Regions from separate parts of the Homo sapiens genome. Here region 2 is linked to region 1. Evidence: read pairs that join two places in POLR2A ChIA-PET (ENCODE). Cell type or tissue: MCF 10A. All regions are shown on one strand. Each heading gives the region's core, and the rest is flanking DNA. Links, peaks and the distances in the headings are about the cores only.

The links. Peaks named below come from ENCODE experiments on the same cell type or tissue, not always from the same donor. Only the 100,000 strongest peaks of a DNase experiment are listed, where the experiment ranks them.
Region 2: POLR2A ChIA-PET joins it to region 1 with 5 read pairs; 2 of 35 experiments call an interaction of 5 or more read pairs at or near these places.

What each region holds. Positions count from the first base shown.
Region 1 is chr20:13,210,965-13,215,366 of GRCh38, reverse strand. It overlaps a transcript of TASP1 not described here. Among named protein-coding and RNA genes, the nearest start is that of ISM1, 8.1 kb to the left of the region's middle. In MCF 10A, for the core only: no CTCF peak of the experiment used is centred there; a DNase peak (open chromatin) is centred at 2,426.
Region 2 is chr20:13,154,495-13,158,896 of GRCh38, reverse strand. The region is part of intron 10 of SPTLC3 (serine palmitoyltransferase long chain base subunit 3); the gene reads right to left. It also overlaps a transcript of TASP1 not described here. Among named protein-coding and RNA genes, the nearest start is that of ISM1, 65 kb to the left of the region's middle. In MCF 10A, for the core only: no CTCF peak of the experiment used is centred there; no DNase peak of the experiment used is centred there.

The DNA of each region.
Region 1 (4,402 bases), core at 296-4,295:
ATAATTACAAGGTTATGTAATTTCCAGGCAAAAAAGAGAACAAACTATTTGGTCAGAATTAAATCTTGGGGTCTACATGTTGGGAAGGGCCCACAGAGTTCATTTAGCTTCCTTTACAGTTGAGGCAACAGGCCCAGAGAATTAAATAGACATTCTCAATATTGCACAGGGACTTGGTAGCAGCATCAGGACAAGAGCCCAGGTTTCCTAACTTCCAAGACCAACGTGCTTTGTATTTCTCAAAGTAAACTTTCAAAAATTAAAGTATGCTGTACATATAGAAAACAGCATGTATCCTGGGTGCATATCCAAATGGAATTTTTGCTACTCCGATCAAGAAACAGAATGTTACCAGTACCCCAGAAGCCAATTACCTGAAAGTTACCAATATTCTGACTTCTCTCACCATACATTTGATTTGCCTTTGAAAATTAATATAATTGAATTTTACAGTATATACTCTTTTGTGTCTGGCTCCTTGCGCCATCCTCTATTACTTTTTGCTTTAAAATAAATGGAAAGCTATAGAAAAGTTGCAAGCATAATTGAATGAACATCTGTAGTTCCTTGTGGTAGACTGTTTAAAATGACCACAGTTTTCTCACCATTGTCTCCAGGCTTTTTACAAGCTGGCTTTGTACCCGTGGAATCCTTGTGATTTACTTTCACTAGCAAAACGCAGCAGAGGTGATGTTGTACCAGTTCTGTGGTTAGGTTTCAATAAGCTTTACATGCCTCCTTTCTCTCTCAATCTCTCTCTCTGTCTCTGTCTTTCTGTCTCTCTCTCTCTCTCTCTCTCTCTCTGTGTGTGTGTGTGTGTGTGTGTGTGTGTGTGTGTGTGTGTGTGCCTGTCTCTGTATTGGAACTTTCCCACTGCTATGTTGGTAATCCAGGACTAGCCTGCTGGAGTGATCCTAGTCACCACTGTTGCCCCAGCTGACACCTGCCTATTCTCAGAAGCAGAGCCACCTAGTAGACCTACAGTTCATCGCAGACACATAAGAGAGCTTAAGAGAACACAGCTGAAACCAGAGAAAGCACCCAGGTAAGCTGAGCCTAAATAGAATAAGGGGCAAAATAAATGGTTGCTCTTGTGAATAGGGTAGTTCATCACACAGAGAAACCTGCTAAATACAACCTTTCACCTCAAATACTACAGTAGGTATTTCTTAAGAGTAAGGAGATCCTCCTACATCATCACAGCATAATTCTCAGGACGTTTAACATCAACACAATAATATGATCTAACTTATAAACCACATTCAAATGGTTCAAATTGTCCCTATAATATTCTTTACAGCGACTCTTTTCTGTCCAGGATTCAGGTGAGAATCACTCTGCATTTTATTGTCATTGTCATGTCTGTTTATCACCTTCGGTCTTCAACAGTCCACATCTCCCAGTCCTCCTTTTTCTTTTGGTCTTTTGTGCCATTAACATTCTTTGAAAGCCTAGGTCAGCTGATTTTGCAGAATGCCCTTCAGTTTGTATTTGTATGTTTGTTTCTCTAGGATTAATTTCGGATTATGTGTTTGGGCTAGGGATACTGCCTGGATAATGTTATGTTCTTCTCAGTGCATCACATCAGGGAGTCCCTGATGAGATTTTTCCCAATTGTGGGTAAATCTATTTCAAGATACGGAGATGCTAAGTCATTTTTGTGAGGTTAAATGGGAAAAATTCTTGATTGAGAATATGTTGGTGTGTTGGCTATCTTTTTCTTATGTGTGGAGAAAGGGGAAACATGAGTTCATCTAATTTCCTGGGAATTTACTTCACTTTGTTCCAAGTTGTTTGTCAACATCATCCAACTCCCTCAGGGCAGTGGGCTGTGACCATATTAGAGGAGGGCTGTCCTCAGGGTGAACTCTATGAATCAGTAATTTTGTCTGCTGCAATCAAAAGTCATTATCAATCCATTCTTAAAAGCTTAGCCTTAAATTCTTTTTTTTGTTCACTTTGTTTTGGGGAGCAAGTCAGGCTTGGTGTAAGACAAAGGAGAAATAAATTTGTTGTTAATGAAAATTGTTTTTAGTGATTTAAAAATAATAAATACCTTAGCTTTATGTTGCATTTTTTAAAAAGCACAAGGAATATAATTATACCCTAGGGAAGTCAAAAGAGCTCAGTGAAATAAAGAAAAAATCCAACAGGCTAGAAGTTTTAACTCTTTTTTTTTAATAACTAAAGAGTAGTTGAAATAATCTTTCAACAACTTCAGTTCAGATTATATCTGAAAGAAAGCTAAAACTGATTAATTTGCATTTAGAAGTGGAATTTAATCCAGCCATTCCTCAGCAGAGAAAGATCAAACTGACACCTCTAAGATGCCACATCAGAGATGTCTCCACTTAAAATAGCTTTGCGACTGGCTGGTTCTAACGTCTTTACTAATAAACACAAGATCTCATCATCAATGCTTGTGGCGAGGATTTCACAATGACTCAGGGTGTAGTGCCTCATTTGTGAGCCAGATGTGTCTAAACTGAAATCTGAAGATTCTCACTTGTAAACTCTAAACAGGATGATGAAAGTTAAATGAGAAATAGCTTTGTAGAGGAATAAGCATGAAAGAGCTGTTTACACGTTTTGGAATGCAAATTTAGCGTGGTTGTTATTTTATAAAGGTTGAGATTTTCCTTTATTTACCTGGGGTCTAACTTGATTCTGAAATTGTAGTTTAGTAAATAACCATCAACTTTTATCCATAATAAGTGATAAACAAAAAGTAGTGTTTTGGAATAAAGGTTTTATTTGTCGGGGCCATGAAAGCCAAATAATTAAAACTTTAAAGGGATGTTTTGGTTACTCACAAAGATTGAAAGATATACTGTTCTCACACTTTTGTGTGTGTGTGTGTTTCTGTGAGTTAACAACGTGATGGTAATATCAGGCATGGTAATATTGAAAAACCAGTTATACTTGTAGTAGTCAGGGAAAGTAACATTGGTTGCTATAACAAACAATCCCTCCAAAGCCCAATGGCTTAGCATAATAAAAGTTTGCTTTTTGTTTATGCTGCAATACTCTTCATACTTTGGTATCCAAAGGGCAGTCTTCCTTTGATGAGGGGACCCAGGCTCCTAATTAGTGGCTGTACATTTTGTAGAACATTCATATAGCACACAAGTGAAGAGAGAAAAAGTATATGGAGGCTCAGCATGCTTTAAGGGCCAGATCACTTGCCATTGACCAGAACTTAGTTACACCGACCCCACCCAACTGCAAGAACAGTTGGGAAATAAAGAATTCCTATAATGCTTAGGAGGCAAAGGAAATGGGTATGTTGAATGCACAATGCTGTTTCCACATAGAATTATCTCTGCCAAAAACCCCACTCCATTTCATTAGTATGAATGAAGATCGTAGTGTCATAGGGGGACTAGAGTGAGGGTCAGCAATTTCTTTCCTATTAAGCACTGGATAGTAACCATTTTCAACTTCGTGCCACAAGAAGAAAAAATCAAGGGCGTTACTTATGTACTTATATAACCATTTAAAATATGACCATATAAAAATGTAAAAACCATTCTTTGCTCATGGAACTTACAAAAAGAAACTGTGGGTAGGATTTGGCCTGTTTACTTGACATACTATTTTATTTAACCTGAGCAATATATAAAATCCTGTCTCTTACCATAGTGCCAATGAGTCAGGATTGGTATGGTCAGGCCAAGCCAACAGCCTCCTATGTGGCTCTCTCATTATGATTATTATCTAATTGTACAATATCTAGGAAAAGTAACTATTCTAAAACAGAGAGAGAAAGAAGAGTAGGGATAACGGTAACATCTGAGTGCTTAACTGAGATAACAGAAGTACTGAGTGAATTGAATAATGGTATAATTTCAATTTTGCCTATTTTACTAATCCCTAGACTAGAGAAATCCTAGAAGGAAATGTTTAGTGCTGCAGGATTGCCTTGTTCTCAGACTCCTTCCTAAAATGACTTTGATTTTGGTTGAGACTTTCAGATGACCATTTATGGCAAATTAAATTTGAAAATAGAGTCTTAATTGAGGTTATGATGATTATGCAGAATAAAACAAGTTATAGTCTCAGAATATTGCATTTAAAATAAAAATGTTTACTGTAAACTGAAAATAAACAGCAAAAATTAGGTTATGTTTCAAAATGTGATAAACCTATACGTCATTATAGCAGGGTTCATTCCTGCAATATAATACACTGTTAGACCATGCTATTTAATATTTTCTAGGCATCTCATTTGTGATGGCTCTAATTACTGAGATTCGTTCAGTACTTCTGTTATCTCAATTAAGCACTCAGGTGTTGCCTTTCTCCTTGCTCCTCTTTCCTTGTTTTACATATTGTATAATTAGATAATAATCTTAATGAGAAACTGGAATTATTAAATGGTCCAGGCAGAGCCACATAGGAG
Region 2 (4,402 bases), core at 222-4,221, 56 kb after region 1:
ACAGCTCAGGAAGAATTCTTGAACCAGACGTGGAGAATAAGCCTGCTCTTCCATTCACTTGTTTTGCTGTTGAGCAGTCTGCCTTTTGGTTGTTTCAGATAGAACATAGGTTATCAGATGAAGCAATGGAGACTGCAGGACCCACAAGACACACAGCCTCTCTGGCTCCCTGGCTTGGGCGAGGCAACATTAGCCCTTTGATTTCAACTAGGAAGGTTAGAAGGAGATGAAGCTTTCTAGCTGAGAAAGCTTGAAAACAGAGGCTGTTCTTTCTCTTTCTTGATCACCCTATGGAAGGCTGCCCACGGAACTGCACAGAATGAGAGCTCATAATTGTCTGAGAAACAAGTCAAGTGCTTTTATTGCTAGAGTACAAACCACCTGACCCATGATCTCAGGCCAGTTTTCAGGACTCCCAGAAGACCGCTTTCACTGTCTGCATGTTTCTCTTTGTGCCAAAGGAAGCACGTTTTGCCAAAGAATGCAGGGCAAAATATATGACTCTGTTGATTCATTAGTCTAACCTGGCGTCTCCCTGGAGCATTTTTGAATTTAAACCTTACACTACTAAAGCTAGTGTTCTTAAGTTAATATATATGATTGCACTGGAAATTTTATATAATGAGCCTCTGTGTTTGTACTCCCCAAAGCAATTGGCAATAGGCTAAAAGAAACTAAACTTTGTGAAATAATAATAATGATAATAAACATTAGCATTGCATTGTATGCAGAATCACTACCTCTTGTATAACACCATCTTCCAAGTGTATTACATGAACAGGGGAAAAAATGCAAACCCTTTACCAAGTACCAAATACAATATATTCTTGATTGTTTAAGTGTATGTTTTATGGGTAAAACCACATTGCACAGCTCTATAGAAGATTCCAGTGGTAGAGTTATAACAAGGCTTTGTTCAAAAGGATAACTGGCTACAGACTATATTTTCATTCTGCATAGTAGGAAATGTGGAGAGATCACCATTCTTTAATAAAATCAAAGGTTTTTAAATGACCAAATGGAAGAAGTGCTTCCACAGTGGCTTATACAATTAACGCCCTATTTCAAAAAATGTCTCTACATATAAACTTCCAACAAAGAAATATCACAGAAGGAAACACAGCCAGACAGCAGGGCAAACTCTTGCCAGCAACTCCTACCTGTAATAGATAATATTACCTTTTGTAACTAACCTGTTCTGTTTCCTTAGGTGACCCAGATTTTTTTTTTTTCTGTTTGTAGTGATTGTTGCCTTTTGAATCACCAATGATGACATTAAAAATAATTAGACTCTGTGTTGCTTTAATGAGATGTGCATTTTTTTCCTATGGACTAAAGCTTGAGAGGTTGTGCTGTGTGTTCAAAAGAGCTCTAGTTTATGAAGCAAATGGAACTGGCTTTGAATTCTGGGCTCTGCTGCCTACAACCTGTGTGAGTCTTAGAGAGTAATTTTTTTTTTGACATGGAGTTTCACTCTTGTTGCCCAGGCTGGAGTGCAGTGGTATGATCTTGGCTCACTGCAACCTCCACCTCCCGGGTTCCAGCGATTATCCTGCCTCAATCTCCCAAGTAGCTGAGAGTACAGGTGCCTGCCACCATGCCCAGCTAATTTTTTTTTTTTTTGTACTTTTAGTAGAAACAGGGTTGGCCAGGCTGGTTTCAAACTCCTGACCTCAGGTGATCCATCTGCCTCAGCCTCCTAAAGTGTTGGGATTACAGGCATGAGCTACCGTACCCGGCTTTAGAAAGTAATTTGACCTTTCTAAGTCTTAGCATCTTCATTTATAAACTAGGGCTAAACATCCTACCCTCCGTGGGTAATCGCTGAGGTCTAATAGCCTTACTTAGCATATATTTAGTACTCTGTGATATTAGCTCTTCTTAAAAAACAATCTTAAGTTGAAAGAAACAAGATTGTTTGACATATTATCCAGCATCTAATATAGCAATATGGAAGCAGAGTGTAGCAGGATCTTTACCTACTATTTTTTCTGGACATTTTATTTTGAGTAATGCAACCAAAAATTGTAATAATTATTTTGGAGAGCCATGCAACCGTGGTGATTCAACCTTGCGCTCAGTTGAAACTGATAATGATCATCATTGTTGCAGAGTAGTAGTGAAATGGCTACCACTGATTGAATGCTTATGGCATGCCAACTACTATATTAAGTGCTTTGTACACATTACTAAAAATGACATTATTAATGACTTTATTAATTGATGCTATTAATAATGAAAGCTAACACTGAATAGCTCTTATATAAGAGGTAACATGCCAAATGCTGTATGGACATCATTTTGTTTAATCTTCACAGTAACCTTATGAAATAAGATACTATCATATCCCGTTTTATAAATGAGAAAACTGGAGCTTCAGAAAGCTGAGTAACTTGTCCAAGAATCCCCAGCTAGGAAGAGGAAGAATCAAATTTCTTTTTGATTCCAAACCTTTCATCACACCATAGAGCATAACTTTTATATGAAGCATATCGTTCATAGCATATTGTGTGAATTCTTGAAGTTACATGCATTTGTTTTCACTACTTACGGACTCTTCTCATTGGGTTGGTTCATTTTTCCAACCTGTTGGGATTCTACTTCTGGCTTTTATTATTAAAGTTGGAACTATCCAGAACACTCCCTACTGTCATTGTAACACTCCAGAATTATGTGTTTTATACCTTGGACAAGTTTATTTTCAGTGCCTTCTTTTGAGCTAATGATAAAATATTAGATAAACCTGAGCCAAGTTTGGAATATTTCTTCCAACACACATCATTTCCCCAATCATTTTGAATAAATGTATGTGTGTCTGTGTGTGTGTGTGTGTTTGTATGTGTCTTCAAAAATCAGATGGTTAAAGATCTTTGAATTGTCTGCTACTTTCAATCACTGTTGTCAACCCTCCTTAACATTATCACAGAGCAGTATGATATATAACATGTCTGTAGCACATTATGTCCTCAGATACTTCATGCAATGTTTTCCTGACCCAGATCTGTGAACAAAGGGCCAACTGGTGGGAATGATGTGGCATGCTAAAAAACTTATTATTATTATTATTTTTTTAGACGGAGTCTTGCTCTGTTGCCCTGGCTAGAGTGCAGTGGTGCAATCTCGGCTCACTGCAAGCTCCACCTCCCAGGTTCATGCCACTTTCCTGCCTCAGCCTCCCGAGTAGCTGGGACTACAGGCACCCACCACCACGCCCGGCTAGTTTTTTGTATTTTTTGTAGACACGGGGTTTCACCATGTTGGCCAGGATGGTTTCGATCTCCTGACCTCATGATCTGCCTGCCTGGGCCTCCCAAAGTGATGGGATTACAGGCATGAGCCACCGCGCCCAGCCTTCATGTGTGTTTTAACTGCTTGTGATTTTGCTGTGGTAAAATGACCCAAGAGCATACTCTGAAGAATCTGTCTTTTAGGAACTTATAACTCAGTCTTGCCCTCCATGAGTTTTCACAAGTAAGACCCAAACCTCTTTTATTGGTACTTTTCAATACTTCAAGTACTCTGCCAATCTAGTCAGGCTATTAGAGAGTCAAACAGAAAGTTCCAGCAATGGGTTACATTGGAGGGGAGTTAGGACCTCTAGAATCTGATGCGTAGTATGTTGAATATGAATTTCTATCATGTGCTTGGTCAGAGATAAAAATAAACATTTTACCTTGAGAAAGGAGCTTAGTTAACTTCCTTTTTTTTTTTGACAGGGTCTCATTCTGTCACCCAGTCACCTAGGCTGGAGTGCAGTGGCACAATCTCTGCTCATGCAACCTCTGCCTCCTGGTGTCAAGTGATCCTCCTGCCTCGGCCTCCCTAGTAGCTAGGACTACAGGCATGCACCACCATGCCCACCTAATTTTTGTATTTTTAGTAGAGACAGGGTCTCACCATGTTGGCCAGGCTGGTCTCGAACTCCTGACCTCAGGTGATCCACCTGCCTCAGCCTCCCAAAGTGCTGGGATTACAGGCATGAGCCACTGTGCCCTGCCAGTTAACTTCCTTTTAACAACATGTAATTAGTATAATTACATTAGTCTCCAGCAGGTTGGAGAAGGGCTCATGTATAAAATTGTCCCTGCCAAACTGACAAAAAGTCATGTTTTCCTCTTTATGCAGTTGTTGCTAATGCTGTTTCAAAGTTGCAATCAAGTAAACAACCCCCAAACAGGTTCACAGTAAGGGCATGAGAAACTGAGCATGAGCTTCAATGTGAGCCTCAGTTTGGGTTTTTGCATCTTAGTTTTACTGCTGTTTGACTTGTGTGACTTTGGGCAGGTTGCTTAACTGCTCTCAGCCTCAGCTTCCCCACGCTTGAAATGAGAATGTCCTCTTCTGAGGACGGCTGCAGAGTTCAATGGGAGAAAGCACAGAGCCTGATCACATTGTTTTTATG